Linked DNA regions of Homo sapiens: region 1 is linked to region 2. The links are chromatin loops, found by intact Hi-C in ENCODE. Cell type or tissue: HCT116. All regions are shown on one strand. Links, peaks and the distances in the headings refer to the core of each region. The heading gives the core; the rest is flanking DNA.

The links. Peaks named below come from ENCODE experiments on the same cell type or tissue, not always from the same donor. Only the 100,000 strongest peaks of a DNase experiment are listed, where the experiment ranks them.
Region 1: a loop joins it to region 2, with 2.6 times the contacts of the local background. A loop is called at or near these places in 10 of 110 quality-filtered maps.

The regions. Positions count from the first base shown.
Region 1 is chr22:24,983,353-24,999,544 of GRCh38, reverse strand. The region is part of intron 1 of KIAA1671; the gene reads right to left. Among named protein-coding and RNA genes, the nearest start is that of KIAA1671, 39 kb to the right of the region's middle. RefSeq lists an enhancer at 4,164-4,761. In HCT116, for the core only: a CTCF peak has its summit at 4,924; DNase peaks (open chromatin) are centred at 2,914, 4,924 and 5,324; H3K4me3 peaks cover 2,016 bases; H3K27ac peaks cover 2,066 bases.
Region 2 is chr22:25,040,144-25,056,335 of GRCh38, reverse strand. KIAA1671 reads right to left here. Exons shown (of 13, transcript NM_001145206.2): 5 at 14,811-16,192; 6 at 6,972-7,106. Among named protein-coding and RNA genes, the nearest start is that of KIAA1671-AS1, 64 kb to the left of the region's middle. In HCT116, for the core only: CTCF peaks have their summits at 5,099 (motif pointing left) and 7,455 (motif pointing right); DNase peaks (open chromatin) are centred at 5,085 and 7,435.

The sequences.
Region 1 (16,192 bases), core at 2,083-7,082, 54 kb after region 2:
GATACCATACTACTCCAGGCCAGGCATAATGGCTCACGCCTATAATCCCAGCACTTTAGGAGGCTGAGAGAGGATCACTTGAGCCGAGAAGTTTGAGACCAGTCTGAACCATATGATGAGACCCTGTCTTTGCAAAAAATTGAAAAGTTAGCCAGGCATAGTGGTGCATACCTGTAGTCCCAGCTACCCAGGAGGCTGAGGTGGGTGAATTGAGCCCAGGAGGTTGAGGCTGCAGTGAACCATGATTGCGCCAGTGCACTCCAGCCTAGGTGACAGAGCAAGACCCTATTGTGCTCTCTCTCTCTCTCTGTATACTATACACTATATTGATTATAAAATACTGTACTACTACGCATCTACCACAATGGCTAAAATTACAGAGACTGGCATTACCAAGTGGTGATAAGGATGTGGAACTAAAGCTGCTTTTAAATTGGCACGAACATTTTGGAAGACTGGCAGGACCTATAAAAGCTGAATCTCGACACCTAACCTGTGAGCCGGCAATTCCACTCCTAGGTATCTACTCAGTGGAAATGAATGCTTGGGTCCATGAAAAATTTATATATGAATGCTCATAACAGTTTCCTCCATAATAGTCAAAACCTGGAAACCACTCAAATGTCCATCAGCACTACATTTGATACATAAATTGTGGCATATTCACATAATGGCATATAATACAACAATAAAAAAAAAAAACCTGCAGATAGTCCCCAACATAGGATGGTTTCATTTGTGATGGTTCCACTTACAGTTTTTAAACTTTACAATAGGTGATCATTTATGAGAGTATTAAATGCAATTTCTTTTTTTTTTTTTTTTTTGAGACAGAGTCTCGCTCTGTCGCCCAGGCTGGAGTCCAGTGGCGCGATCTTGGCTCACTGCAAGCTCCGCCTCCTGGGTTCATGCCATTCTCCTGCCTCAGCCTCCCTAGTAGCTGGGACTACAGGCCCCGCCACTACGCCCAGCTAATTTTTTTGTATTTTTAGTAGAGACGGGTTTCACTGTGCTAGCCAGGATGGTCTCGATCTCCTGACCTCGTGATCCGCCCGCCTCAGCCTCCCGAAGTGCTGGGATTACAGGTGTGAGCCACCGTGCCCGGCCCAAATGCAATTTCTTTTATTTTTTTGAGACAGGGTCTTAATTTGTCACCCAGGCTGGAGTGCAGTGGTGCTGTCATGGCTCACTGTACCCCTGTTCTCCTGGCTCAAGTGATCCTCCCACCTCAGCCTCCCAAGTAGCCGGATCTACAGGCCTCCGCTGCCATGCCCGTCTAATTTTTTGTTGTTGTGTTTTATTTTTTTGTAGAGATGGGGTTTCACCATGTTGCTCAGGCTAGTCTCAAACTCCTGGGCTCAAGCGATCCTTCAGCCTCAGCCCCACAAAGCGCTGAGATTACAAGTGTATATTGCCACACCTGGCCTAAATGCAACTTTGACAATACTTTTGACTTATGATGGGTTTATCAGGACGTATCCCCATTATAAGTCAAGAATATTTGTACTGCAACAAGAAGAAAACATGGATAAATACGACAGGCATTAAGGTTTGCAAAACAAGCAGCATTCTAAACTGTTCTGTAAAACGGCATGTGTATGAAATTCAGGCAAAATTTATATGAAGTGAGCTCTAGGGTAACGGAAGGTAGAACAGCAATTACTTTTGGGGACTGTGACTAGGAAGGGGTATAAAGATGCTCTCTGGGACCTGAGAATGTTCTATATCTTGATATGCGTGATTACATCTTGTATACATACGTAAACGTGTGTCTAGTTGACACCTAAGATGTGTGTACTTTCCTGTATGTATGTTATGCTTAAGGAGGCAAACCCCAAACTTCGAGTGGCCTCCAGGTGCTCACAAAATGAAGTCCACACCCCTCACCACCACAGCCTTGCATTATTTGTTCTTGTCTACCACTAAGACCTCATCTCCTGCCCCTCACCCAGGGCACCAGCCCCACCAGCCTCCCACAAGCCATGCGTTCTCAACACCAACAACCCCTATACCAGCACCCTTTCCCTCCCAGCTCCTAACTCACTTATCCCGGACATCGACATGTCAGCTTTGTCATGATTGTTTTTCATACCGGCAATTTCCCCTCTCAAGCAAGACATGGGAGAAGTCAAAATCTGGAAGAATTCCATCCTGGGATGGGAAAGAGACCCGCAGAAAGCTGCCAGTCGCCTTCTCTTTTTCCTGAGTGACATCAGTACTCGTGAGAGCTAATGCGCATGGGTCCCTAATTAGATACCACTTCTTCCAGGAAGCCTTCCAGACCCCTGCAGCCAGCCCAGGTAGGCTTTGGTTCCCAGAACTCTCTGTTTCTTTGTGACACCAACCCCACTGTTTTATGCCTGGTTACTCGTCTGCCTTGCTTCCTGAAGGCAGAGATCCTTTTTGTCGTAGAGATCCTTGCCTGGCATGTGATGGGTACACAATAAACATTTGCTGAAGCAAATCAATGTTTACATGAGAAAATAAGTCACTGCATGGAGGGTAAGAATGGGATGGAGCCCACAGTGACTCTATGCAGGCCCCTGGCATACAGAAGGTAAAATTCGGCCCCGAGAGGCTTGCCTAAGGTCACACAGCCAATTAAGGATGAATCTAGCACTGCAACCTATGGGAGATGCTGTTGGATCTGCCCCTCCCCCAAATCCCCTTTCCTGCTGCGGCACCCATCCCCCAGCTGCTATGACAGTTGTCTGCTCAGTTTACAGTTACACCCTTTTCCAGGAGGGCTGTCCTCCAACATGCTGCCCTACAGTCTCCACCCCTCCTGGTAAATCCCTCACTCCCACAGCCAATGACTGGCTTCCAAGGGACACGAGGGGCTACTTACCCTTGCCCCAAGGCAGGACTTACTCTGTGGCTTCAGAGTGCCCCAGGGGATCAGACTGAGGCCAAATGTCCCCTCCCCTGCCCTATTATCCTGTCTCCCTCTCTCGGGGATGCATGAGTCACAACTCAAATCAATCACTTTCACAGAATTCCTATCTCAAGCTCTCCTTCTAGGGAACCCAACATAAGACAGAACTTAAGGCTTTCAAGTACTCGCCCGCACTCCAGGCTGACACACTGCCTCCCAAAGCTAAGTCTGAAAAGGAATGGCAATTCCAGTGGCCAACCCAGGGGCCATGCTGTAAGGAAACGTGTAATCCATAAGGCTCGTGTGAGTGCACATGTGGGGAGGGTCTCCTCGCTGGTTCCCGATGCCCTTTACTTTCATCTCTATAAGATACACAGAAGGACCTAAGCTGTGCTTTTCAGCCACCAGCAATGAAGCTCTAAAATGTGCCTCTGAGTCCGAGAGGGAGCCCTCCACCGAGACACCCTGCTCTATCACCAGCTCTTAGCATAGCCACCTGCATACACAGGGGTCGCTTCCCCAATGAGTCCTTGTAAGCCCCTCCCCTGAAGATGACTTACCTAGCCTTGTTAGAGAAAACACTCTACACTCTCCTGCATTCAGATGAACACCACCTGCCCTCACTTCTCCCAGATGCCAATTTTATCCAGCATAATCACCAGTTAGTTCAGAGGACACTGTGGTCAGGGGATGACATGCAGGAGTAGCAGCTGGGTGCCCCCAGTCTCCTCCCCTTGTCTGTATCCCTCTGTACAACTGTTCAGAACAGGGACTTCCAGAGCCAGTCATCTCCATCTGTACTAGCTGTGTGACCTTGGGCAACTCACTCTACCTCTCTGAGCCTCATCTTCCTCATCTATAAAATGGAAGCAAGGGTAGGTACTTCACATGCTTTTGTGAGGATTAAATGAGATCACATACATGAAGTGCTTAGCATAATGCCAATGGTCAACACCTACATCAGTAATTGTCCTCATAACCGTATTATTATTAATCATTGAAAGAGACTGGGGGTGGGCATGGTGGCTCATGCCTATAATCCCAGCACTTTGGGAGGCCAAGGCAGTGGACTGCTTGAGCTCAGGAGTTGGAGACCATCCTGGGCAACGTGGCGAAACCCAGTCTCTACAGAGAATACAAAAACGATTAGCCAGACATGGTAGCTCCTGCCTGTAGTCCCAACTACTAGGGAGGCTGAGGTAGGAGGATCGCTTGAGCCAGGGAGGTTGAGGCTGCAGTGAGTCATGACTGCACCACTGCACTCCAGCCTGGGCGAGAGTGAGACCCTGCCCCTGCCAAGAAAAAAAAAAAAAACCTTGGCCGGGCGCAGTGGCTCACGCCTATAATCCCAGCACTTTGGGAGGCCAAGGTGGGCAGATCACGAGGTCAGGAGATCGAGACCATCCTGGCTAACATGGCGAAACCCTGTCTCTACTAAAAAAATACAAAAAATTAGCCAGGCATGGTGGCGGGCACTTGTAGTCCCAGCTACTCAGGAGGCTGAGGCAGGAGAATGGCGTGAACCCGGGAGGCGGAGCTTGCAGTGAGCTGAGATCGCGCCACTGCACTCCAGCCTGGGTGAGAGAGCGAGATTCTGTCTCAAATTAAAAAAAAAAAAAAAAACCTAACATACAAACAGAGACGGGATGAGGCAGGAGCCTGGAGTTAGGCTGCACAGCTTCTGCACAAATGCAGGAACGTGGCTGGAAAGCAGGAGGAGGAACAGGCCTTGTCTCCCATCCCAAGGGGATAGAGTGGACCCCTCGCCCCAACTCCATCCCAAAAGATGCAAGGAAGCAAAGAGGCCTGGAAAGTGTATACAGCAGGTGCTCAGGATACAACAGCTCTGACGATGATACAGTTCATTCTTAAAAGGGGACCCCAAGAAAATGACCTCTCTGGGCTCAGAGATCCTTACATGCCTAAAGAGTCGCCTTTCTGCAAACAGCCCTGGATCTCAGGCAGAAGCAGGAACAGGGAAGCCACTCCTTTGTCAGAGCCTCTGACCTCATGCGCTGGTTCACCTGAGCCACGGTCGCCCTCTGCCTGCTGGAGCCAGCCAGGTCCTCACAAGAGGTGTGCCACCCCAGGCACCACAGGGTGCCTGGGAAGAGCCTACTCTGTCATACCAAACACTGTTGGACTCCACCCAAATCCTCTCAGCACTAGTGGATAACTTTCTGTTGCTGGGGGATAAATACCCCAGCTACCTAGCACTCAAGTCGGATAATTTAATGGCATGTTCTATAGGCTCCCAGAGGTCCCCAGCACAGCTGAGCCCCAGCTGTTCCCCAAGGTAACCTGCTCCTTATCTCACCCTAATGGTACACTGCCACCCAAATAAACTGCTTGCCTTTGCACCCTTGACTTAGGCTCTGCTTCTGGGGGAACCCAACCTATGACACCACTCTTTCCTAGAATCACTGACTCACAATAGAAGGACTGGCTTGGAAAACAAGTTCCCTCCTAAGGTGTCGTGACACAGTGGGGAGACACACCCCATTTTGAAATGTGTCAGCAAACCACTGACTACCAAGATGATGAGGTTGTAACACTTGCACTTGCTGAATTTTTTTTTTTCTCTTCTGAGACGGGAGTTTTGTTCTTGTTGCCTAGGTTGGAGTGCAATGGCGTGATCTTGGCTCACTGCAACCTCCACCTGCTGGGTTCAAGCGATTCTCCTGCCTCAGTCTCCTGAGTAGCTGGGATTACAGGCGCCCTCTACCATGCCCGGCTAATTTTTTTGTATTTGTAGCAGAGACAGGGTTTCACCATGTTGGCCAGGCTGGTCTCGAACTCCTGACCTCAAGTGATCCAACTGCCTTGGCTCCCAAAGTGCTGGGATTACAAGCGAGAGCCACCATACCCGGCTGCACTTGCTGAATTTTTAAAAGTTGCTCTTTTTCCAATTTTTCCAAAAGATGATATTGACCTATTATGTGCCATACTCCATGTTTGGTGATAGAGCAATGTGGATAAACTCACAATTTCCTGTTTACGTGGAGTTTAGAGCAGGTGGAAGGTGGAAAAGACAGGCAATGGATAAGCCATGCACCAAGACAAAGACAGTAGCATGTGACAAGGGAGGTGATGGGAACAGGGTTTGTGATGTGAATAGCAGCTGGGCTGCACAAATTGGGTGATCAGGAAGGATTCCTGGAGGAGGTGACCTATCAGCTGAATGACCTACAGTCAGAGGGAGCCGGCCAAGGGAAAGCCATGAGGTCTAGAGTCAGAAAAGAGCTTGGGGCATGGAAGGAACAGAAATTTCTGCTTGCACAGCTGGAGTAGAGTGAAGGGAAGTATCATGGGCTGACTTTGGAGAGAAGACAACGGACAGGGTCTTGCAGGACTCTGAGGCCATCTATGAGAGTGTGTCTGGGGCTCTCCCAGAATCACCTTCCTCACCCTGCCTCCCTAGCACTCCAACCTGCTTTCCTGAGTGGGAGAGGGTGGAGTTACCGCCTGCCTGCCAGGAGCCTCACTGAGTCTCCCACTCCCGGTGGGGGGACAGCATCTCACATGTCAGCATCCTCCGTCTGGTGCATCCAGGTGATAACTGCTGGCTTCAAGGCAGATTAGAGGGAAAGGCAGAGAGGGCGGCTTCGAGATCAGCACCTGGCAACTGGGAGTCTGAGTCAGGAGACAGCTTTGGTTGGTAGTCCACAGTGCGCAGACTCAAATTCAAATCCTACCTCTATGAGCATGGGTAAGTTTCTTAACTTCCCAAACCTCAGTTTCCCCACCTCTCAGATGGGTTAAACCTATCTGCTTTGAATAGTAGCTGAGAGATTTGCTAAGAATATACATCAAAAAGCACTTGGCATTGTCTTTTTTTTTTTTTTTTTTTTTTTTGAGACGGAGTCTCGCTCTGTCACCTAGGCTGGAGTGCAATGGCGTGATCTTGGCTCACTGCAACCTCCGCCTCCCGGGTTCAAGCAATTCTCCTGCCTCAGTCTCCTGAGTAGCTGGGACTATAGGCATGCACCACCACACCCGCCTAATTTTTGTATTTTTAGTAGAGAGGGGGTTTCACCATGTTGGCCAAGCTGGTCTCGAACTCCTGACCTCAAGTGATCCGCCCACCTCAGCCTCCCAAAGTGCTGGGATTACAGGAGTGAGCCACCACGCCTGGCCATTGTTCATTTATTGATCAAACTTTTACCAGTCTCCTACTATGTGCCAGGCACTGTACTAGGAGCCAGAGATACAGGTGTGAACAAGACAGGGCCAGTGTTCAGTCAGGCAGGGGAAGAAATCCAATGTTTACAGAAGTCAGGAATGGCAAAGAGAGACAAAATTTTACAGGCACACGGTAAGTACATTCCCTCCATCTGAGACCCTGTCCCCCAGTAAAAGCCCGGAGCCTACCAGTCACCATGTGAACCCTGAAAGTTAAGACTCCTGTCTCCTGCCAGAGCCCTAGGCATGGACATCCTAAAGGAATCCAGCTCTTTAGGGTAACTCTGCTCCTACAGGGTCCAAACTCCATCCTCCGTCCCAATTACCCGAAGGAAAATCCCTAAGCCCCAGAGACAATCTCTTAGGACATTAGCTTCAGGCGCAGCCAGTTATGCCAAGGGCGGTGTCTGCCAGTGTAGGCATGAGTCATGTCCTGCCCGCTCTGTAAATGGGAGGAGGGGTGTCCCAGGCCCAAAATGCTGATGTGGCTGTGCCAAGGAGGGGATGGGAAGAGACCGGAGGGGACAGAGCAAAGCCCAGTCCCCAACCTCCCCACACCAGAGGAAATAACAACTCAAACAAGAAAACAAGCACACACGCCACGCTTATTTACACTCATCCCCGGCTCTAAAATAAACTCTGAATGGAGATTATGGCCATGATCCCTCGCAATTACTCAGTGACTATGGGGATTATTATTCTCCCCACGTCAGAAAGGAGGAAACTGGGCCAGGCACAGTGGCTCACACCTGCAATCCCAGCACTTTGGGAGGCTGAGGCAGGCGGATCACGAGGTCAGGAGATCGTGACCATCCTGGCTAACACGGTAAAACCCTGTCTCTACTAAAAAAAAAAAAAAAAAAATTAGCCGGGCGTGGTGGCACGTGCCTGTAGTCCCAGCTACTCGGGAGGCTGAGGCAGGAGAATCGCTTGAACCCCAGAGGTACAGCTTGCAGTGAGCCGAGATCCTGCCACTCCAGCCTGGGGACAAAGCAAGACTCTGTCTCAAAAAAACAAACAAACAAGAAAGGAGGAAACTGAGGCTTAAAGAGATGAACTGTCTGTCCAAGGTGACTCATCTTGTCAATTCCAGAGCCACAAAGCTGATCTGCCCTGCTGGACTGGGAGAAAAAGAGGGGACATTCCTAAAAATAAGGAAGAAAGGGGCTGGGCATGGTGGCTCATGCCTGTAATCCCAGCACTTTGGGAGGCCGAAGTGGGTGGATCACTTGAAGTCAGGAGTTCGTGACCAGCCTGACCAGCATGGTGAAACCCCGTCTCTACTAAAAATACAAAAAAAATTAGCTGGGCATGGTGGTGTGTGCCTGTAGTCCCAGCTACTCAGGAGGCTGAGGCAGGATAATCGCTTGAACCCGGAAGGCGGAGGTTGCAGTGACTTGAGATCAAGCTACTGCACTCCAGCCTGGACAACGGAGTGAGACTCCTCAAAAAAATAAAAATAAAATTAAAGAAGAAAGGGTCCCTTCCTCAGAGAAGGCCTGGGTGACTGGAGCTGCTTGGCCAGCCCTGGGCCAGGGGTGGGACAGTGTGGTCAAGCAGAAGCCTTTGGTCCTGGCTTGTGACCTCCGCTGTGGCACCCGAGCCTCGGTTTCCCCAGCTGGGCAAGAAGGACCTAGCTCAGTGTCTGGCTTACCCACCGAGCCCTGAGCCCTTCCTACAAATGAGGAGGGAAGACCAGGCCTCCAGCCTCTGGCAGGAATCCAAGACCAGCATGAAGCTGCCCACCCGCAAGGTAGGGTCACCAGAGGACCATGGTTGCTCCACCCTTCAAGGAAGGGCAAGGCCAGGACGTGAGCAGGTGCCTGCTGTGTCCCACATGGTGACGCTCCAGAGGTGGCCTGTCCATGTCAGCGCTGGGTTGGAGGTGGTGGTTCTGCAGCCCAAACCTCATACCACCACCCAGGGCTGCTGCTGGCGTGGGCGCACATTGGGCAGGCACATGTGTGTGAGCATGGTGTGTGCATGGTGTGTGTGGGGCCAGGGAACATGTTTCCAGGAGGTAGGGTGGGTGTGAGATATATGTGTATGTTTGGAGGTACTGAGTCATGTAGGGAGGAACACACATGACAGTAAACAGGCCAGGCAAGGTGGCTCACACCTTTAATCCTACCACTTCTGGAGGCCGAGGCAGGCGGATTACCTGAGGTCATGAGTTCGAGACCAGCATGGCCAACAGAGTGAAACCCTGTCTCTACTAAAAATAAAAAAATTAGCCAGGGATGATGGCGGGTGCCTGTAATCCCAGCTACTTGGGAGGCTGAGGCAGGAGAATCACTTGAACTCGGGAGGCAGAGGTTGCAGCGAGCTGAGATCACACCAACTCACTCCAGCCTGGGTGACAAGAGCAAGACTCTGTCTAAAAAAATAAAAAAATAAAAAATAAATCACCTTGCCAAAATTTCATTGTGCTTCCCCAATGATGATGGGCTTCTGAATATTCCTTTTCCTGCCGTCTGGTGCTCATAATGTTCTATCAAAAGAATATGTTTTTAATGTTTAACAAAGAGCTAGAAAAAGCTCTCTACCATCTTCTGCCTTGATCCCAAAACCCAACAAGGTTTCTGGGGCTGTGGTTTTAAGAGGACAGCCTTTTTTTGTTCAAATCTCAAATAAACAAGAGTCCCTTTGGCAGAAGTCCCTTTGCCGGGCGGACATTCACCCCGCACACCCTCCCGGCACCAAAATTGCAGCTAAGACAATAGTGCGTGTTTTCTTGGGGAGTGGTGGGGAAAGGGGCTCTTGAGCTCTTGCTAAGCTTTGGGAACTCATCCCAAATAGTTTCTTCCCCACCCAGGGACTCTCCCTTTCCTGTGGCTCAGGGTCAGCCCTCCTCCCACACTCTTGCCTTGGGCCAGTGCATCCCCCCTGAGCCCTGACCAGCCCTAAATTCCCAGGGCTTAGGAGTTCAGAATTTTCATCTTAGAGACCATGCAGCCCTAGCTCCCTTGTTACAGCAGTGAAGAGACTGAGCTCAGAGTTGACCAGGGCTATGAAGGCGATAGAGCAAGGGTTATAAGAAGTCAGGGTGGAGGGGCAGCAACTCTAGATGAGGGGATGGGGAGGGCTCTCTGAGGAGGTGCCATGTGAGCTGAGACCTCAATGAAGAGGAGGCTGTCAGCAGGGCTGTGACCCCCCTGCAAGCACACCAGGCACCCAGTGGGGAATAAACTAAATGGCAAAGGTGGAAGCCTGGAGCTGGGGCAGGATACTCCTGCCATCCTCCAGGTGGGAGACGGGGTGGCCAAGATGAATTCAGTGACAGTGGGGACCAAGAGAAGGGACAATGTGGCTTTGAACACAAGGGTGAGAGGAAGACAATGAACACCCCTTCCTACTCACCCTCGACATGAAACCAGGGGAAACCAGAACCAAAGGGACCTTGAAAAAAGATTGATTCAAAACTCCCTCCACGAAGAAGTGGTGAGTGTACTGGGCCTGGGAGTTCAACACCAGCACAAAGTACAGGGAGTCAGAGACCTGGATTCCAATCCCAGCTCCATAATCACTAGTTGCATGACCTTGGACAAGTCAGTGCTCCTCTTTGAGCCTCAGTTTTTCCAACTGTGAGATGGGGAAGATACCAAACCCAGATGGACACTGAAAACTCCAGCACAGTACCTGGTGTTCAGTAGCTCCCTGCCCCATTCCCTCCCCATCTTTGGGTCTGACACCGGACCACAATTCTCAGATGAGATAAACCACCCAAACCCATTTTTTTTTTTTTTTTTTTTGAGATGGAGTCTCGCTCTTTCACCCAGGCTGGAGTGCAGTGGTGTCATCTTGTCTCATAGCAATCTTCACTTCCCAGGTTCAAGAGATTCTCTTGCCTCAGCCTCCCAAGTAGCTGGGATTACAGGCACTAGCCACCATGCCTGGCTAATTTTTGTATTTTTTAGTAGAGATGGGGTTTCACCATGTGGCTGGTCTTGAACTCCTGACCTCAAGTGATCCATCCACCTCAGTCTCCCAAAGTGTTAGGATTACAGGCATGACCACCACACCCAGCCCCAAACCCATTTTTGAAGAACTAACATAAATAGTGATTTTCTACCCAAAGGATCATATGAAGCAAAAATGGGAATCCTTCCCACTGAGCGGGGGTCAGAATAGAGATACCCTAAAAATAACAAGTGCTCCCAGTTTGGGGGGCTGAGATCCAGGCAGGAGTCTTTTTTTTTTTTTTTTTGAGATGGAGTTTCACTCTTGTTGCCCAAGCTGGAGTGCAATGGCGCGATCTCGGCTCACTGCAACCTCCAACTCCCAGATTCAAGTGATTCTCCTGCCTCAGCCTCCCAAGTAGCTGGGATTACAGATGCACGCCATAACACACAGCTATTTTTAAAATATATTTTTAGTAGAAACGGGGTTTCACCATGTTAGCCAAGCTGGTCTCGAACTCTTGACCTCAGGTGATCCACCCGCCTCGGCCTCCCAAAGTGCTGGGATTACAGGCGTGAACCACCGTGCCCCGCCCAGGCAGGAGTCTTGACAGTCCTGTGATGCTGCAGATGGACCCCCTGCAGGGCAGAGAGCTCTGGAGATGTGTGGAGAGAAGGCAGACATGACAGGGGTCAGAGACTACAAGGCTGGGCTCAAATCCAGGTTCTACTTCAGAAAGTCATTCTCCTTCCCCATGTCTCAGTATCCTCAATTGCAAAGCAGACATAATATGCCCAATCTAGCAGGAGTCTATCAGACTAGCTGTCATTTAGCCAGGATTGGTGGTGCACACCTGTAATCCCTGCTACTCTGGAGGTTGAGGTGGGAGCATTGCTTAGGGCCAGGCTGGGCAATACAGCAAGACCCCACCTCTACAAAAAATAAAATAATTAGCCAGGTGTGGTGGCATGTGCCTGTAGTCTCAGTTACTCAGGAGGCTGAGGCAGGAAAGAAGGTCACTTGAGCCCAGGAGTTTGAGGCTGCAGTGAGCTATGATCACACCATGGCACTCCAGACTGGGCAACAGAGTGAGACTCCATCTCAAAAAATAATAATAGGCCAGGCGCAGTGGCTCACACCTGTAATCCCAGCACTTTGAGAGGCCGAGGCGGGTGGATCACGAGGTCAGGAGATCGAGAACATCCTGGCTAACACGGTGAAACCCCGTCTCTACTGAAAAATACAAAAAATTAGCCGGGCATGGTGGCAGGCGCCTGTAGTCCCAGCTACTCCAGAGGCTGAGACAGGAGAATGACGTGAACCTGGGAGGCAGAGCTTGCAGTGAGCCGAGTTTGCACCACTACACTCTAGCCTGGGCAACAGGGCGAGACTCTGTCTCAGAAAAAAAAAAAAAAATAATAATAATAATAAATAAATCATTGGAAAAAAATCAAAAGAACAGTATTTCATGACACATGAAAAATCATATAAAAATCAAATGTGTGTGTCTATACATAAGTTGTGATTGCAGTCAAACCACAGCCACACCCACTTGTTTACATCCTGTCTGGGCTGCTTGTGCAGTAAACGGCGGAGGTCAGCAGGTGTGACAGAGGTCTTATGGCCTGCAAAGCTGAAAATATTTACTATCTGGTCCTCTACAGGAGAAGCTGGCCGACCCCTGCTTTAGGCTGTGACCTCCAGAGGGCAAGGGGCTTTGTCCTTCATTTCTATGGATGCTCCCTAGTGCCTGAAAGGGGTCAGGGCCTTGACAGATGATCAGATAACAAATGGTGGATAATTACCATGAGGCCCTGCCCCCAGCATAGAGCTGTGCATCAAGCTTGTGATGGATGGATGGATGGATGGGTGGGTGGGTGGATGGATGGATGGATGGGTGGGTGGATGGGTGGATGGGTGGGTGGATGGGTGGGTGGGTGGATGGGTGGGTGGGTGGTTGGGTGGGTGAATGAAATGAATAGGCAGTTCTCTGTATCCATGGGTTCTACATCTATGGATTCAATTAATCACTGATTGAAAATATTCAGGAAAAAAATAAGGATGGTTGCATCAGTATTGAACAGGTACAGAGTTTTTTTTTCTTGTCATATTCCATAAACAATGTAGATAGTAACTACTTACATGGTATCTACATTGTATTAACTATCATAATTAATCTTGAGCTGATTTAAAGCATCTGGGAGGATATGTATAGGTTACATGCAAATACTACACCATTTTATATCAGGGATTTGAGCTTCTGGGGATTTTGGTATCCCGTAACCCAGTCTCCCACAGATACCGAGGGAAGACTGACTACATAGGGAAGATGCTCTGGTTGAAGCCACAAGCGTCATCCCTTAGGGTGGCCAAACGCCCCTCCAGAGTCACAAACCAGAATCTGACATCCCTTGGGCAGGCACCTCTCCAAGAGCGCCAGACTGGCCTTGACATTCCATGAGCCCAGAACTCTAAAGAGAGGACGTGATTCATCTGAGATAAGTCCTTTCACTAGGAGAGGAAGGAAACCCATGTTCAGATCCGGGACCAAATTTAACTCCTGTCTTTCACACGTCCCCATCCCCCATAACACACACACGCACACAAGTCCCAACCCAGCAGTCAGGAGACAGCATCGGCACTTACTGACTCAGCTTCCTCCCGAAGGGTTACCCCACAACCCTCGCAAAACACAGTTGGAGAAAAATCCTCAATGGGAAGGGGCTATTCCAGAGGGAGAGGTTTCTCCTGGTGTTGGAGAACAGAGTAGTTCCTCCCTCTCATTCTGTTTCTCTCTCTCTCTCTCTCCCCTCACCATACACACACACACACACACACATACACACACACACTCACACACTCTCTCTCTCTCTCCCCCTCTCCCTCCCTCTCTTCCTCCCTCAAAAGGCGCTGAGACAAAGAGGGAACTAAAGAAACAAGAGACAGAAAGGCTAGGCGCGCTGGCTCACGCCTGTAATCCCAGCACTTTGGGAGGCCGAGGTGGGCGGATAATGAGCTCAGGAGATCGAGACCATCCTGGCTAACCCGGTGAAACCCCATCTTTACTAAAAATACAAAAAATTAGCCGGGCGCGGTGGCGGGCGCCTGTAGTCCCAGCTACTCGGGAGGCTGAGGCAGGAGAATGGCGTGAACCCGGGAGGCGGAGCTTGCAGTGAGCCGAGATCGCACCACTGCACTCCAGCCTGGGTGACAGAGCGAGACTCTGTCTCGAAAAAAAAAAAAGAAAGAAACAAAACACAGCAGGAAATAACGGCCTTTCACTCCACAGGGAATTTCAGATCCAGCCAACAAGCCCATCTCTTAGGAGGATATTAGCATCCTCAATACCTCGGAGACAGCACCTAATTTACGTTTTAAATCCCAGTGTGGGAAAATTGATATGTTCCCAGTTTGGAATGTGAATAGAGATGTTTTATCTGAATAGAGATATATTTTTACTTCCCAATAAGAAGAAAGCTCTTTTCCACATGAATATATATCCAAAAAATCAGAGAGACAGCAGCTCCGTGCTTCTGGAACAGTTGGAATTATCCTGCCATTTCATCTGGGCCCGGGGCCTAGGATACTATAACAACCCTCCAACATGCTCCTTGGTGGACACAGGTCAGCGTTTATTGCTGTTTGCCTGCTTTTTTTTTTTTTTTTTTTTTTTTTGAGACGTAGTCTAGCTCTGTCGCCAGGCTGGAGTGCAATGACACGATCTCGGCTCACCGCAACCTCCGCCTCCAGGGTTCACGCAATTCTCCTGCCTCAGCTTCCCGAGTAGCTGGGGTTGCAGGCACATGCCGCCAAGCCCATCTAATTTTTTTGCATTTTTAGTAGAGATGGGGTTTCACCATGTTGACCAGGATGGTCTCAATCTCCCGACCTCATGATCCGCCCACCTCGGCCTCCCAAAGTTTTACCTGCTTTTTCTCCTCTGCTCCTGAGCTTTGTCCTGAATGGGAAGACTCACAGCAGCTCACACATATAAGGGAATTAATTCCACGCTTATTAAGTTGCTGAAGCTGCCTCATCCCTTGCCCAGTAGCTAAACCGTCTCTTGACTGGGCAGATGATGCATTACCTTCACCAACAGGTGTAAAATCAGTGCTCCCTGTCCTGGGCTATTTCCCGTGCCCTGGACACCCAGCTATATTTGAGGATGGTCCTTTGCCTCCAGGTGTGTTGAGAACTTACAAGACTGAAGATGTTAGCTGAGGCCTTGAGCTTTCTTTCCCCTAGCTGTGTGACCCTAAGAAAACTGCTTAACCTCTCTGGGCCTGCATTTCCTCAAGAGATAAAAGTACTGCCCTACCTATCTGCAAAGGATTTGAGGCTTAGAACACTGGAGGGATGTCAGTGTGCTTGGGGGTAACCCTTAAGGCATGTACCCTCAGTCACTGTCATGCCCCTTCCTAATTAAGTGACTTTCTTCCAAAAGGGAATGCAACCACATAATGTCCCTGCTTAAGCCCCTGAGAGGCATTTAGAGTTAAATCCAAACACCGGCCAGGCGCGGTTGCTCACACCTGTAATCCTAGCACTTTGGGAGGCCGAGGCGGGCAGATCACCTGAGGTCGGGAGTTCGAGACCAGCCTGACCAACATGGAGACACCCCATCTCTACTAAAAACACAAAGTTAGCTGGGCGTGGTGGTGCATGCCTGTAATCCCAGCTACTTGGGAGGCTGAGGCAGGAGAATTGCTTGAATCCAGGAGGCGGAGGTTGTGGTGAGCCGAGATCGCACCATTGCACTCCAGCCTGGGCAACAAGAGTGAAACTCTGTCTCAAAAAAAAAAAAAAAAAAAAATTCCAAACACCTTTCCATGGCCCCATACCCCAGGCCCCCAGACCCCCAGCTTCAGCCCCCACCGCACAGTCACACAGGCCTCTGTGCCGCACTCCTGCCAGAAAGCCCTAGCGCAAGCTGTTCCCTCTGCTTCAAACAACCGCACCTTGAACCACCCCCGCCCCCCCACCATACACACATCCTTTAAGTCTGAGCTTTAATGGCCCTTCTTCAGTGTAATGGGAGAAAAACTGTCTCCCCAAAATTCAGGTCCACCTGTAATCTCAGAATGCGACCTTCTTTGGAAATAGGGTCCTTGTAGATGTAATTAGTTAGGTCTGAATGAGGTCACTCTGCATTAGGGTGGACCCTAATCCAATGACTAGTGTCCTTATAAAAAAAGAACACACAGACATACAGCTAGAAGCCAAAAAACGCCAACA
Region 2 (16,192 bases), core at 4,433-9,432:
AGGCAACAAAAGAAAAAGTTGGGCGTCATCAAACTTCATCAAAGTTATAAATTTTGTGCATCAAAGAACATTATCAAGAGAATGAAAAGACAGCCCACAGAATGGGAAAAAAATATTTGCAAATATCTGATATGGGATTAATATCCAGAATATATATATAAAATATTCCACTGGGCGTGGTGGCTCATGCCTGTAATCCTGGCACTTTGGGAGGCCAAGGTGGGAGGAACACTTGAGTTCAGGAGTTCGAGACCAACCTGGGCAATATGGCAAAACCCCGTCTCTACCAAAAATACAAAAAAAAAAAAAAAAATTAGCTGGGCATGGTGGCACATGCCTGTAGTCCCAGGTACTTGGGAAGCTGAGGTGGGAGGATGGTTTGAACTCACGAGGTGTTGCAGTGAGCCGAGATCATGCCACCGGCACTATAGCCTGGGCAACAGAGCCAGATCCTGTCTGTCTGTTTGCCTGTCTCTCTCTCTATATCTGTATCTGTATCTATATCTATCTATATCTATATCTATATCTATATCTATCTATATCTATCTATATATATGTTTGTGTGTATGTATTCCTACAACTCAACAACAAAGAAAAAACAATCTGATTCAAAAATGGGCAAAGGACTTGAACGGACATTTCTGCCAAAAAGATATACAACTGGTCATTTGGCATATGAACAGATACTCAAAATCATTAGTCATTAGGGAAATGAAAATAAATATCTCAATGAGCTACCATGGCTAATTTTTAAATTTTTATTTATTCATTGTTTTAGAGACAGGGGTCTCACTATGTTCAGCCCAGGCTGGTCTGGAACTCCTGGCCTCAAGCAATCCTCCTATCTTGGCTTCCTGAGTCACTGGATGACAGGCATGAGCCACGGCGCCCAGCCCACAACTTGTTTTTTCAGTCACAACCTTTGATGAGTTACTTTCAGCAGTCCTTGTGTGGTCTTTCATTTTGATTGTTTCCTTCTCATTTGGACTCGCTGTCAACCAACTGAAATCTAGAGGGAATCTCTAACTAGCAGCCAGGATATGTTCTTGGGCGGGGGCCACCTCACAAGTTCCCACTTATTTCAAGTTGATTACACTCACAAGGACTACCACTGCTGTCAGCAGAATCCAAATGTTCCTCCCCTCCTTTTTCCAGTCTTAATAACAAAGTCATCAGGTCCAAATGCTCTCAAACCTCTCAACCTTTGCCCTGGCAGATCCTGCGTACAAAGATGCTGGCATGACGATGACACAGCACCAGCCTCAGAAGCAAAGGGCCACAGTTTCACCAGTTAGAGATGTGGGAAAGTCTGAGCTCAGTGTAAAACCAAACACTGCGGGTGTCCAGGAGGGTCACGTGGAAGTCAAGTTTAAAGGACCCCAGATGACATCCGTTGTATAGAGCACAATTTCACGCCTCTAAACCTCTGCCCATGCTGTTCCCTCGATCAGGGGCAAACCACTGTTCCCCAGACCATAGTTACCTGGCAAACACCTGCTCAGCCTTCAAGACTTAGAACTCAGACTCTTTGGTCTCGAACTCCTGCTTCTCAGCTAGCCCTCCCCAAGTGGAGACACCCCCTCCCTCCTCCAGGGAGACTTTACACAAATTCAAATTAAATTAAAGCACATGACATGATGCCTGGCATATAGTAAATGTTCAATAAACAGTAGCTATTAGGGAGCTTCCGGATACCTGAACACAGGGAGGTTCCTGGAGGGTGGCGTGCCCAGGGAGGGCATGGAAGCTCTGCACTCCCTCCCCCATACCTCACCCTACGCATCTCTGCTTCTACAGCTTATCTTTTGTAATAAACTGGCAAACGAAGAGGAAGAGAGACCAGAGACATCTACCTATCACCCACCTCCCACCCTGCATACACAGAAGAGGCTACGCAAAGACAAATGAAGGACACAGCTGTCAGCCACGGAGAGGAGCCTCATTAGAAGCCAGCCTTGCTAGCTCCTTCATCTTGGACTTCTAGCCTGTGTATCTGTGAGAAAGCAAATTTCTGTTGTTTAAGAAAAAAAAAGAAAATTAGCTATTAGAACCCACTGCAATTATTTACCTACCTTCTTTTTTTTTGAGATGGAGTCTCACTCTGTTACCCACGCTGGAGTGCAGTGGCGAAAACTCAGCTCACTAAAACCTCCGCCTCCCGAGTTCAAGCGATTTTCCTGCCTCAGCCTCCTGAGTAGCTGGGATCAAGTGATTCTCCTGCCCCTCAGCTTCCTGAGTAGCTGAGATTACAGGCACGCAACACCACGCCAGTCTAATTCTTCTTTTTTTTTTTTTTTTTTTTGTATTTTAGTAGAAACAGGGTTTCACCATGTTGCCCAGGCTGGTCTCGAACTCCTGAGCTCAGGCGAATCGCCTGCCTAGGCCTCCCCAACTGCTGGAATTATAGGCGTGAGCCACTGTGCCTGGCCTATTTACCTACCTTCTTAATTGTCTATGCCTTAGTCATAACTGTAGCCCACTGCCCAGCATAGCACTTACCACATGCAGATAAATATTTGTCAAAAAAAGGAGCAAAATCCCTAAACACTCTACCTCAGCCCAACTGGTCCTCCAAGCACCCCCCTTTGTCTGTGTGAGTTCTCAGTCCCAAATGTCTCCCCTCCTACTTCCTGCACCTAACTGGACCCTCCCAGGTCATTTTCAGACCCCTGGGCTGTGAACTCCAGGAGGCTGACGGAGAAAATCTCCAGGCCCCATCATGCAGGGCCTGGCGCATAGTAGGCCCAAAAAGAAATAAACTCAAGAACCAAATGAGCCAGCATATGCTAACCAATAGGTTTCAGGGATTGGGAGAAAATTCTAGAGACTACCAGAGGCCCTCCCGCTGGCCCATTGCAAGGAAGCCTCCCAGCTGATGAATCTCTGACTTCATCGTCACAAGATGGGCCTCCAGGGTAAACTGTGACTCGAGGTCACAGTCCACAACTGAGTCACTGTGTTTTATGGTCCCTGTGAAAATGCAGACCAAAGCTCACTTCCTGGGGAAAAGAGGAGAGGGAGGAAGCCTGATACAGGACTTGGATTCGCCATGTGGACTCGAGGTCCTGAGGGGAACCCTGAAAGTAACAAGGGAGATGGGGAGAAACAGAGAGCACTGGCCAAGGAGTCACAAAGAAGAACTCCAGCCCCAGCTCTGCCTCTAGAGGCCACAGGACCATACACAAGACACTTCCCTACACTGGGCCTGTCTCCTCAACTGCAGAAAAACTTCTAAGGCTATGGATGTTTGTCTTTCCCATCAGCTCTTTGGGAGAGCATAGAAAAAAAACCTGGCCGCAAATAATAATAAAATAATAATAAGCCGGGTGCAGTGGCTCACACCTGTCATCTCAGCACTTTGGGAAACCAAGGCTGGCGGAAAACTTGAGGTCAGGTGTTTGAGACCAGCCTGGCCAACATGGCAAAACCTATCTCTACTGAAAATACAAAAATCAGCCTGGTGTGGTGGTGCACGCCTGTAGTCCCAGCTACTCAGCAGGCTGAGGCACGAGAATCACTTGAACCCGGGAGGCAGAGGCTGCAGTGAATCGAGATTATGCCACTGCACTCCAGCCTGGGCGGCAGAGTGAGACTCCATCTCAAATAATAATAATAATAATAGCTGCTATGATTTGTGAAGCCATTTCTCGGTGTCAGGCACTGTGCTAAGAGCTTTGTAAGCATCATCTCATTTGGGCTCTGTCCTCCCACCGGGCTACCACGTAAGACGAGTGGAAAGTTCAGCAGACACTTAAGAGCATGGACTGCAGACCCAGAACTTGGAAGAGACACTTAATGGCTCTGAGCCTCAGTTTGCCCATCTGTGAAGTGGAAATAATAGCAGTATCTACATGACATGTAACGATAGTAAGTGTTAGGCTTTGTTATTGCTATCACTATCCACTTTATAGAGGAGGAAAAGTGAGGCCCTGAGTGGTAAACTCACTTGCTCAAGGCCTCTAGCAAGTGGCAGGGTCTGTAGTTCAGCAACCATGGGCAGGGCTATGCAAATCAGCAGGGCATTGGCCTGGCAGGTCCCAGGCACCCTCTGCAAGACAGCAGCAGCACAGCAGCTGATGGCCAACCCCGGGCTGAGCAAATATCACATTCTCAGCTCCAGGAGGAGTCCCAGGGCTCAGGGTGTCTTGTTTCCTCATGTAGCTAATGCACGGAGTGCTGCAGGCCCAGGAGAGAGAGGAGCTGGCAGGGGCTGGCAGGGGTTGGCCATAGGCCAAAAGCACAGGCCCATGGCGGGAAGGGCCTGGGGCCAAGGCTGGAGTGAGATAGGCCCCGTTTCCATTCCAGCTCCCCCAGCAGCTGTGTGGCCTTGGGCAAGGGGCTGAAGCATTCTGAGCCTCACTTTCCTGCTCTGCAAAATAGGATTCATGGTCACTAACATGAGGCTGAAGTAGGAATTGGCAAGGCCTGAGAGGCTCAAAAAATGAAGATGAACATGAACTTAAATGGGAAAATAACAGCACAAAGTCATTCATCAAAGCAGTGATGGGAATCATAGCAGACACAGTGAATCCCTTCAAACACCTCATGAGACACAAAATGCATGTATGACCAATTTCCAGAGGAGCAGGGACAGCCACCAGGGGCTCAGGACCCCAGCCCTCCTCTGCTGGGTCACCCTGGTTAAGTCAGGTCCTCTCTCCTGGCTTCACTTTCCCCTTTTATAAAAAGAGAATTGGACAGGTGAGAAAAAAAGCAGAGGAGAGGAAGGGGAGGAGGAGGATGAGAAAGGGAAGGGAAAGTAGAAGAGATGGAAAGGATCAGGAAAGGAGGAAGGGAAGAGGGAGAAAGAAGCAAAAGCTACCACTGCAGTTGAGACATTGAGAATTTACTATGTGCTGGGTGATCTCATTTACTACTCACAAAAATACTCTTGAGGTCATAGAGAACTATCCTTATCTTACAGAAGAAAAAACTGATATTTAGTGACGTCCATGAAGTCACTTGCCCAAGGTCACACAGTGGCAGAGTTGGAACTTAAAGCCACTTCTTTCAGCCTCCAGAGCCCAATACTAAAAGGTCCCTCTAGGATGGGCTGTTGGAGGCACCAGGATAGGAGCTGAACACCACCTCCTCCTTGTGGCCACTCCCCAGAATTGCAGGTATGAGTCCCAAAAGCAGGGAAATGAGGTCTGAGGCCCCAGCACTCTCCGGTTCATGCTAAGTCCCTCCACCCACCTACCTCTGAGGAGAGGAAATCAAGCAGGCAAGAGTGGGGCAGGGGCCTCAGAGGCCAGAAGGAAAGAGCCAAGGCAAGCTGCCCGAGGACTCCAAGGACAAAAGCTCTTCAATGACAGAGAGTGAAAGAGGAGGAGCAGGACGGCCAAGGAGGATGCCAGCAAGCAGACTCTAAAAAGACAGGTTTAAAATGCTTCTCTCCCATCACCTTTGTCTTCACACACACACTCATAAAAGTTCAAGTACAATCAGATAAGCTAAGTCAGAGCTATCTGAGAGGGACTGGAGAAATAGCTGAGAAAGAAGTCAATGGAAGGGAATGTTTATCAAAAAATCCAGGCAGGTTTCAAATGTGTGTGAATCTTTGGCTAGGATCTGGATCCTCGAGGAAAATTCCTGGGCTGCTCAGTAAACACCTAGCTGGGATCTGAGTTCCTCCCCGGCCCGTCTCCCTCAGCCCCACAGTCGGGCTCACGTTGTGGCTGTTCTGCATCACTCCTAGCACAAACCATGCCAGGGTATCTTCTTTACCCCCATTTTACAGAAGTGGAAACTGAGGTTCAGGAAAGCAAAGTTTCTTGCCTGTGGCCATAAAACTGGAAGGGATGGACTCTCAATGGAGCTTCAGCACAAAATCATATGTCTCCAAAACGTGAGACCAGGCCCAGGTATCCCTGAAGCTTGTGGAGCTGAGCAACCAAAGAGGCCTTTGTGGGCAGAAGTGTCGCTGCCTTAGGAGCCCTGTCTTCGATGCCCCTGTATAGGACCTGGGCCGGAAAGGGGCTTCATGAGCAAGTGCAAAACTCCAAACAGCATGGAACTAAAGTCCGAAAAGAAACTCACTGGAGGTGGCGAAGCCCTGGAACCCATGTGGGCACACTGAAGCTCTGAATGGGACAGCTGTCCCTGGGGCCTGCTCAGTGTGTACTCACCTCCTTTCACAAGTAAGGAAACAGGATGAGGGGGAAGAGGGCACAAGGACACAGAGATAAGCAAGAGCCAGAGGGAGACTTGAAAACAAGGACAGTCGTACCAGTAACAGCAAGAGTAATAATTATGTGACGATGACACTTATTGTTTGCTATGTACCCAGAAGCATGCTAAGCACTTCATGAATTCTCTCATCTGAGCCCCACATCAGCCCTGTAAAGTAGATACTATTATTATCCCCATTCTACAGATGAGGAAACTGAAGCCAGAGGCCAGCCCAAGGTCACACGTGAATGTATGCAGATCCGGGACTTGAACCCAGGCAATCTGGCTCTGGAACCAGCTTTCTGCTGCCTCCTGTTATCACCATAACTGTCAGTTCCTAAATGTGTTATGACGTGCTGGGCCCCACACACACTTTTATTCCATCCTCGCAACACAGCTAGATAGGAATCAAGATCCTGTTTTCCAGGTGAAGAAACTGAAGTGCAGCGAAATTAAGTAAATTGCTCAAAATCTCAAAGAGGTTGACAGGAGACCGTGCTGGGATTGGAACCCAGGACTTTCCAACACCAGTCTATGTTCCCTTAACCACTCCATGCCAGGCAGTGCTGGGCTGGAAACTCAAGAGGAAGAAGGTTTCCCCAGCAGAGCCACCAAACACCCTCCACATCAAGAACCACAACACAGCTAGTCAGGTGACACCAGATTCCTGGACAGTTGCCTGCTGCCCTCAACCCCGTCAGGGCCCTGGGCTGTCCAGATGCTCCACCAACCACATTCACAGCAGTGTCCAGCAACCAGCACCCCTGTGCAATCCTCTCCAGCCATGTTGCATCACTCACCACAAAGGGCCCACTCCTCCTGTCTTTGCAGAAGCTGTGGCTTCTCCAGGGAACCGAGGCCACAGGGGACACCTGCTGGAGCGGTCGCTCCTTCTCCTGGGGGGCATCCTCCTTCTCCAGGTCCCGTGGCAGCACCTGAAACACAGAGCACAAGAAAAGGACTTTACTGGGAGCCTTCTCATTTACAGGAAAAAATATATTATGCCAAGAGTCCATTCTGTACCAAAAAGGGCAAAGAAGAAAATTAAACCCCCAGAAATCCCCCACTTTAATGATCAGAGGTAACATGTAGGGCGGTAGCTCTGGGTTCCAGTGGCCCAGCCTCAGCCATTTAATAACTGTGTGACCTCAGGTGGGTGCCTCAACCTCTCTGAGCCTCAACTATCTGGGAAAGGAACCCCATGATGACAGCACCCAGCTTCTAGGCGCTAAGAAACAGCACATGGAATGTACATGATGCAGTATAGCCACCAGGGGGCAGACGTGCACAAGTCCTGGGCACCTGGCTTGGCTTACCCTAGCCTCCTCCATCCCTGGCACCTGGGGAGCCCTCCATAAATGCTGGCTGGCCTCATTACTGCCAGTGGTCATTCTTGGTGACCTTATTTTAATCATCTCTTTATGCACCCAAACACACATGCATAGACACAGAGAAACGGTGCATGAACAGCACAGCACCTCCAGTACATCTACTTGGAATCCTGCTGTTTTTTTCCACTTAGTTATATATAGGGGAAACATTCACAGGCCAGGACTCCAGGATGCATATTTTATATGCTTCACACTCTCCCTGCGTGGACAAGGAAACAAAGGCCCAGAGATGGGAGGGAGCTGCTTAAGAACACACAGCACCAGGAAGAGGAAGACTGGATTTCTAATCCCTTCCCTCACAGCCTCTTTTCTGGATGCCTTCAGAGACCCTCTGGTTTTCCTCCTAACCCCCTGGCTCTTTTTGATCAGTGTCCCCACATGTCCCAGGCCAGCCGCAGAGCCATTTCTCCTTTTGCTACATCATTCCCTCTGGGATCTCTCTTCACGCCCCCCATGGCTTTAAATAAATCCCATCTACACCCAGATGCCTGCCAATTCTGTTTCTCAGTGTTGGAACTCCAGACTCGGAGATCCCACTGCTCACTCAACATCTCTTGGAAGCTCACACTCATCTCAGATCCACGTGCTCAAAACATGCGTCTTGATTCCATCTCTCCACAGTTGCTCCTCCCACACCTTGCCCATCCATCCCCCAGCTGGGGAGGCCAAGACCTTCGGGTTGCCCTCCATTCTCCTCCCCATTCTCTCCCACTTTTCTCCACTGCATCAGCAAAGCTGAGACTCTACCTGCAAAACATGCTGCAAATCTGACATACTATATACCAAAATCAACTTGAAATAGATCAAAGACCTAAATGTAAGAGCTAAAGCTAGAAAACTCTTAGAAGAAAATAGAGGTGTAAATCTTCAAGAGCTAGGCTTAGGCAGTGATTTCTTAAATATGATACCAAAGGCATAAACAACAAAAGAACAATAAATAAAATAGACTTCTTCAAAATTAAAAACTTTTGTGCTTTAAAGGGTACCATTAAGAAAGGGAAGGCCAGGCGCAGTAGCTCATGCCTGTAATCCCACCACTTCGGGAGGCCGACGCAGGTGGATCACCTGAGGTCAGGAGTTTGAGACCAGCCTCGCCAACATGGTGAAACCCCGTCTCTACTACAAATACGAAAATTAGCCAGGCATGGTGGCGAGCGCCTGTAATCCCAGCTACTTGGAAGGCTGAGGCAGGAGAATTGCTTGAACCCAGGAGGTGGAGATTGCAGTGAGCCGACATCACACCACTGCACTTCAGCCTGGGCAATAGAGTGAGACTCCATCCATCTCAAAAAAAAAAAAAAAAAAAGGAAAAGAGGCCAGGCATGGTGGTGGTGGCGGCTCACGCCTGTAATCCTAGCACTTTGGGAGGCCAAGGCAGGTTGATCACTTGAGGTCAGGAGTTCAAGACCAGCCTGGGCAACACGGTGAAACCCCATTTCTACTAAAAATATAAAAATCAGCTGGGCAAGGTGGCACATGCCTGTAATCCTTGCAACTCGGGAGGCTGAGGCAGGCGAATTGCTTGAATCCAGGAGGTGGAGGTTGCAGTGAGCCGAGATCATGCCACTGCACTCCAGCCTGGGCAACAGAGCAAGACTCTGTCTCAAAAAAAAAAAAAAAAAGAAAAGAAAAAAAATTAGCCAGGTGTGGTGGCATGTGCTTGTAGTCCCAGCTGCTTGGGAGGCTGAGGTGGGAGGACTGCTCGAGCCCAGGAGGTTGAGGCCGCAGTGAGCCATGATCTCACTACTACACTCCAGCCTGAGTGACAGAGTGAGACGCTGGCTCAAAAAAAAAAAAAAAAACTCTCAAGACACATTATATGAAAAACAGAAAGGTGGAAAATCTGTGGGTTCAACAGAGATCCTCAACCCAAGATTCCCCTGGGGAGCCTTCATAACTAACAAAGGCAGGTCCTACCCCAGAGATTCTGACCTAACTGGCCTGGAGAGAGGCCCAGTCATTGATATCTTTTAGGATTCCCTGTGTTACTCCCATAGGCAACCAAAGTTTCAACCACTTAGAGAAAGTGCTCTTTATTATGGAAAAGTGAAGCAAAAATAAAAATATGTATTTCTATGTGCTTGTATTTTCATAAAGAAGCCTCAAAAGAAAAAAAGGAATTTAAAAAAAAGGAATAAAAGTGATTACCGGGTGGAAGAAATGTAAGCATGGCAGGTATCAGGGGAATGTTTTTTAAGTATTTTTGGAGTGGAGCCATGTGAAATCGTCTCTCTCTTAAAACTAAAATAAATAATTTAAATAAATGAAATACTGTTGGGTCTGGGAAACAGTTTCTATAAATGTCTGTTAAGTGAAGAACAGAGAAAAAGAGAGGAAGGGATGGAGAGAGGAAGGGATGGAGAGAGGAAGGAATCACTTTAATGACCATCACACCCTTTTGGGCTGTAAATCAAGAAACCCTCACCCAAGGAACCAACCTTGTTTCTTTTTCTTCTTCTTTTTTTTTCTCTTGAGACAGAGTCTCGCTCTGTTGCCCAAGCTGGAGTGCAGTGGCACGATCTCCGCTCACTACAATCTCCGCTTCCTGGGTTCAAGCAATTCTCCTGCCTCAGCCTCCTAAGTAGCTGGGTCTACAGGCACCCGCCACCAAGCCCGGCTAATTTTTGTATTTTTAGTAGAGATGGAGTTTCACCATGTTGGCCAGGCTGGTCTCAAACTCCTGACCTCAAGTGATCTGCCAGCCTCGGCCTCCCAAAGTGTTGGGATTACAGATGTGAGCCACTGCACCCGGCACAACCCTGTTTCTAACACACACAAAAATTCAAATCCACCCAAATACCCATCAATGAGAGTCTAGGTTAAAATAGATTGGGCTCAGTCACATAATACAATACTTCGCAACCATTAAAAAGAGGAAGGGGAGGCCGGGTGCAGTGGCTCACGCCTGTAATTCTAGCAGTTTGGGAGGCCAAGACAGGTAGACTGCTTGAGGCCAGGAGTTCAAAACCAGCCTGGTTAACATGGTGAAACCCCATCTCTACTAAAAATACAAAAAATTAGCCAGGAATGGTGGTGTGCACCTGTAGTCCCAGCTACTCAGGAGGCTGAGGCAGGAGAATCACTTGAACCCGGGAGGCGGGGGTTGCAGTGAGCCAAGATCCTGCCACTGCACTCCAGCCTGGGCCACAAGAGCAAAACTCCATCTCAAAAAACAAAAGTAAGCCACAAGATTTTCTATAGACTGTTGTAGTTTTCCATAGAAAGCTTATGTATTTACCTATATCTAAGTCTATGCATTTACCTTTATCTATGTCTGTGTCTAGACCAGGGTTCCTCAACCTACAAACTGCAAACACTTGGGGCTGGAGCATTCTTTGCAGTGGGGGCTGTCTTGTGCCTTGTAGGATGTTGGGCAGCATGCTTGGCTTCTACCCATGAGACGCTAATAGCAACCTCTTCCCAGGGTGTGACAACAACAAAATATGTCTCCAGACACTGCCAAATGTGCCCCAGGGGCAAAATTGCCCATAGTTAAAAACCACTAATGGGCCTAGAGGGGTGTTCCCCAGTTTATGCACCACGCTCAATATTTAAAGGAGATTTTCTCTCTACACCATTTTTCTATAGTATTTCAAAATTTTTTTTTTTCTTTGAGACGGAGTCTCTCTCTGTCGCCCAGGCTGGAGTGCAGTGGCGTGATCTTGGCTCACTGAAAGCTCCGCCTCCCGGGTTCACGCCATTCTCCTGCCTCAGCCTCCGGAGTAGCTGGGACTACAGGCGCCCGCCACTGTGCCCGGCTAATTTTTTTGTAGTTTTAGTAGAGACAGGGTTTCACCGTGTTAGCCAGGATGGTCTCAATCTCCTGACCTCGTGATCCACCCGCCTCGGCCTCCCAAAGTGCTGGGATTACAGGCATGAGCCACCGTGCCCAGCCAGTATTTCACATTTTACGCAAGCATTCGCTACTGTTGCAATATGAAAAGCATGACAATTATGCATATATATATGATTGATAAGTGACTGTCAATATAGGAAAGTCCGAAAGGACATAAACAATGTAATGGTGGCTGCCTCTGGGGGAACACTCACCTTTTATTTTCTATACCCCTGTAAGGTTCAAAATTTTAACAACCAACATTTTTTCCTTCTGTATTGGTGTGTTTTTATTTTTTTTTTTAAGATCAAAGAACCAAAGATCTTTTGGCAGGAGACAAGAGAGAAACGGGAAGCTGGTCCAAGGCTTCCCAATCCCGTGGTGAGAAAACAGATCCCCTGACAACCAGCACTGCTGGGGCCTGCGTGCTCCAGGCAGGCATCCAAGGCTGGGCTGCGGGACAGAGCTGAGCCCAGGATCCCCCCTCCACAACATCCCGACTCCCCCACCACCAGCGGGCCCTGAGCAAGGTGCTGGCAAACATAAGTGTCGCATTTCCTTGGCCTCTTCCTTCTTCCACTGTTACCACAACATCAGCCTGCAGGTAGGGACAGATGAAACCCTTCTCAGGAAGCACACGGGGATGGCCCAAGTTCGGTGCTTTATTTCAATTCAGTCTAATAACAGTGCTTTGGGGCAGGAATCCCTGTTAACTCTGGCATGGCAACTGAGGCCAGGAGAGGCCAAGAGGCTGCTTTACACACAGCAGGCAAGTAGCAGCGTGGAGATTCAGATGCCAAGTCTGCGTGATCCTGCACATGGTGGTTGGAGAGCTTGGCCTCTTGGGAACAGACATGGGTTCAAAGCCTGACTCCATCACTTACCCACTCTTAACTGAAGGCAAATCCTCACCGCATGATCATTACTGACTGTATCCTAGAGTTTCCTTTCTGCAGCATCCACTTCCAGACTGGCCACCTAGTCCCTTTTACAGACAAGAAAACTCGGGTGCAGGGAGGTGAAAGGTTTTGCCCTGTATCACTCAGCTGCAAGTGGCAAAGGAAGAATCTGTGGCCTGATTTGCTGATGCCACATCACACAGGGCGGTGCTAAGTCCATTTCCACATGTCCCCCACAACATTCTACGCTCTTCCCACCTCCAAACCTTTGTCCATGCTGTGCCCTGCTGAGAATGCCCTCACCTCCCCTCATCAGCCCACCCAAAAGCATGGCCAACCCTCAAGCTTGGGCTGAGACCACCGACTCCTCCAGGACACCTTGGGCCACCTCTCCAGTGCCTCCCTCTGCACCCCATCACTCCCCAGTCTTGGATCACAATGGCCCATCTCCCCACAGAGATCAGAAGCTTCAAAGGGTGGTCCTTATGCCTCAGATTTCTTCCCCACCTTCGTGGTTCTTCACCAGAATGGTCTCCTAGAATATGGCCCAGTTGGGTAATTAAGGCCAGATTTGGGTTCAAATACCAGTTTTGTTACTTACTGCTGTGTGACCTGGGACAAGTTATTTCACCTCTCTGAGCCTCTGTTTTTTTCCCCCCATCTGTACAGGAAGATGATCACACAGCAGTAGGTAGTGTCAGCACTCTGCCCAACACTCAGGTATATGCCAAAGATCAAGAGAAGGGGCCCTCTGCCAACACCCTAGAGCCTCACTGATAGATATTTGGGTAGATTTGAATTTGTGTGTGTGTGTTAAAAACAAAGTGGCTTATTTGGGTGAGGGTTTCTTCACAGCTATTCTGCTTATGTACCCCCAAAAGGGTGTGCTTGTAATTAAAGTGATCCCTTCCTCCTTTCCTCCCCACCCCCCACCCTGCCATCCATTCTTCTCTTTCTCTCTGTTCTTCACTGAACAAAGGAAGCCAGATTTTCTTTCTTCTGCTGTGCATGGTGCCAGCCAGGATGGAAAAGTCTGAATGTTCATGACCCCACAAACAGCCTCAGGCAAGGACAGAGGGATTGGAAAATACATACTCCAGGTCCCTTGACCCCTGGACATGACAACTTCAGAGGTGTTCCATGCTGCCTCCCGGGGTCCCCAGTGAGATGTGCCTCTGTGGCCAACCATGGCCCCTGTAGCACCTGCCTCACTTCTTCTCTCCCCTACTGGTTCTTCCTGGGATCACCCCCTTAAAAAGTGCTTACAGGCCGGGCGCAGTGGCTCGCGCCTGTAATCCCAGCACTTTGGGAGGTCAAGGTGGGCGGATCACGAGGTCAGGAGTTCAAGACCGGCCTGGCCAAAATAGTGAAACCCCGTCTCTACTAAAAAAAAAAAATACAAAAAATTAGCCGGGTATGATGGCGGGCTCCTGTAATCCCAGCTACTTGGGAGGCTGAGGCAGGAGAATCGCTTAAACCCAGGAGGCGAAGGTTGCAGTGAGCCAAGATCACACCATTGTATTCCAGCCCAGGTGACAGTGTGAGACTCCGTCTCAAAAAAAAAAAAAAAAAAAAACAAGGGACTGCTGGAACCCAAAACCATGGTGATCCCTCTTTTGAGGCTCACGTAAGATCACTTGTTCACTCATTCAACAAATACTTCTTGAACATTCACAGTATGTCAAGCATGATGCTGGATTCTGGGGACATAATAATGAACAGGATACAACAGGCTATTATACAGCAGGAGCACAATAAAGCTACCATTGATATCTATCATTATCGTCATTGTAGGACAGAAGTGTAAAACAGGTGGCCGGCGCGCTGCATGGGGCTAGCAGACAAGTCTTGTTTGGGCTGAACAGCATTTTTAAAAATAAGTCCTCCTCATTTCCTAATGGGAGGATTACACATAAAAATCTAGATTTTCAGATTCTCTTGATAAATGAGGTTTGCCATCTCAAGGCCAGCATTCCTGCCTGTGAAGAACCAGCTGGGCCAGGCATGGTGGCACACGCCTGTCATCCCAGCACTTTGGGAGGCCGAGGCAGGAGGATCACTTGAGCCCAGGAGTTTGAGACCAGCCTGGGCAACATGGCAAAACCCTGTCTCTACAAAAAATAAAAAATTAGCCAAGCATGGTGGCGCATGCCTGTCATCCCAGCTATTTGGGAGGCTGAGGCGGGAGGATGGCTTGAGCCCAGGAGATTATGGCTGCAGTGAGCCATGATCATGCCACTGCACTCCAGCCTGGGCAACTAAGCAAGACTCTTTGTTTCAAACAAACAAATAAACAAACAAAGAACCAGGTGGGACCAAGCAGCAGTTGTCCAGTTCAGATAGGGCATGAGCTCTCCATTTGCCACAATCCATACCCCTCCCTGGAGCCTCATACCCAGCCTGACTCCACTCATTTATGTACCCAAAGTGGGCCACACAAAATCTGAGTTTCGGCCCCCTAGACTAGATGTTTAAACCATGTTTGACAAAATTAAAAAGTGTCTCGGTACTTACCTTGTGACTGTCTCCAGTCCCTGACTCCCACCAACAGGGTCCCATTTTGGCCTCCAAATTCTCTCCAGTAAGGCTGGGCCTCCCTTTGGGCTGCTCTCGCCTCCTCTCTCTGGCTTCATGCATGATGGACAGGCCCTCTCGGATGTTGGCAGGGGGCCCCTTCTCTGAGTAGGCCCTCTTGATATCCAGCGGCACCCGTCCACAGTCACGTGGGTGGTCACCCCACTGGGCCACACTGTCCTCCTCTCCCCGCCCGGTGGATTTCCTTGGGGTCCCTTTCTTCTGGTCAGTGGGGGGCGATTTGGGTGACACCCTGACCCCACTGCCTGGATCCTCCCGACCAGAGGGCTTTGACTCAGCCAGGTAATTCTGACACTTTGCAACATGATGTTTACTGGCAAAGGCCTTTCTGTCATCCTCAGCAAACCCCGTTTTTTTCCTGGGATCCGCAGGTATAGGAGAGCCCCCTGGATACCTTTCAGAAGGAGCCGAGGGTGGCAGAGCCCAGAAGGGAGGGCTAGATTTGGTGCCCATGGCTGTCTCCAAGGTCTCTGCCAGCTGCTTGCCTAAGCCAGGAGTGAAACTGTGATTTATTTCGGCAGAACTGGCCGGTTTCCAGAGACCCCCGGTATCGGGCATCTCCTTCAGGCTCCTCCTTCTCTGCTCCACCCCGCCCAGCTGAACAGGCCTCTCCCGAGGCAACGTACTGGGCTCCACGGTGGGACTCCTCCTCTCCTGAGCCTCCCCAGGGACTTTCAGCGACAGCTCCTGGTACTCTGCCATCAGGGCGTCAATGTCAAGAACGCTGGATCTGTAGCCATCTCTGATTTTACCTGGGAACGTGTCACTGATCACATCAGTCTTCCTTCTCACAGGAAGATCTTTTGGACGACTCCTCAGAGTCGGGGTGGTTTGGGGAGCTCCGCCGCTGGGGGACATCTTGTTCGCACTTTCCTTCCAATTGCTTTGAGGACGAGGGCCATCTTCTGATCCCCGATGACTCCATAAGGCATCCACATCAATGATTCTTCCATTGAAAGGGTCCAGACTCCAGGCCCCAAGAGATGATGGACGGTCTGTTGGCTTCAGAGTTTTTAAAATGCTTGCATTTTCATGCTCTCGTCCCTTCATCCAGTTTTTACTGCCTGCCATCTCCAATGCCTCTTCATGACCAAGAGAAACCAAAGTGGATGTTAAAGAATGAGGAGACGAGGGTGGAGTGATTTTTCTAGAATGTTCCAGCAAGCTTTCAGCTCCTGACAGAACCACACCCTTTGCCTTTTGAGTATTGGGAATCTGATAGGTGACTGCAAAAAATGTCGCCTTGGGTTCCACAGGTGACCCTTGCTTCACTGCTGGGGAAGTCTGGTCCCGTGAAGCAC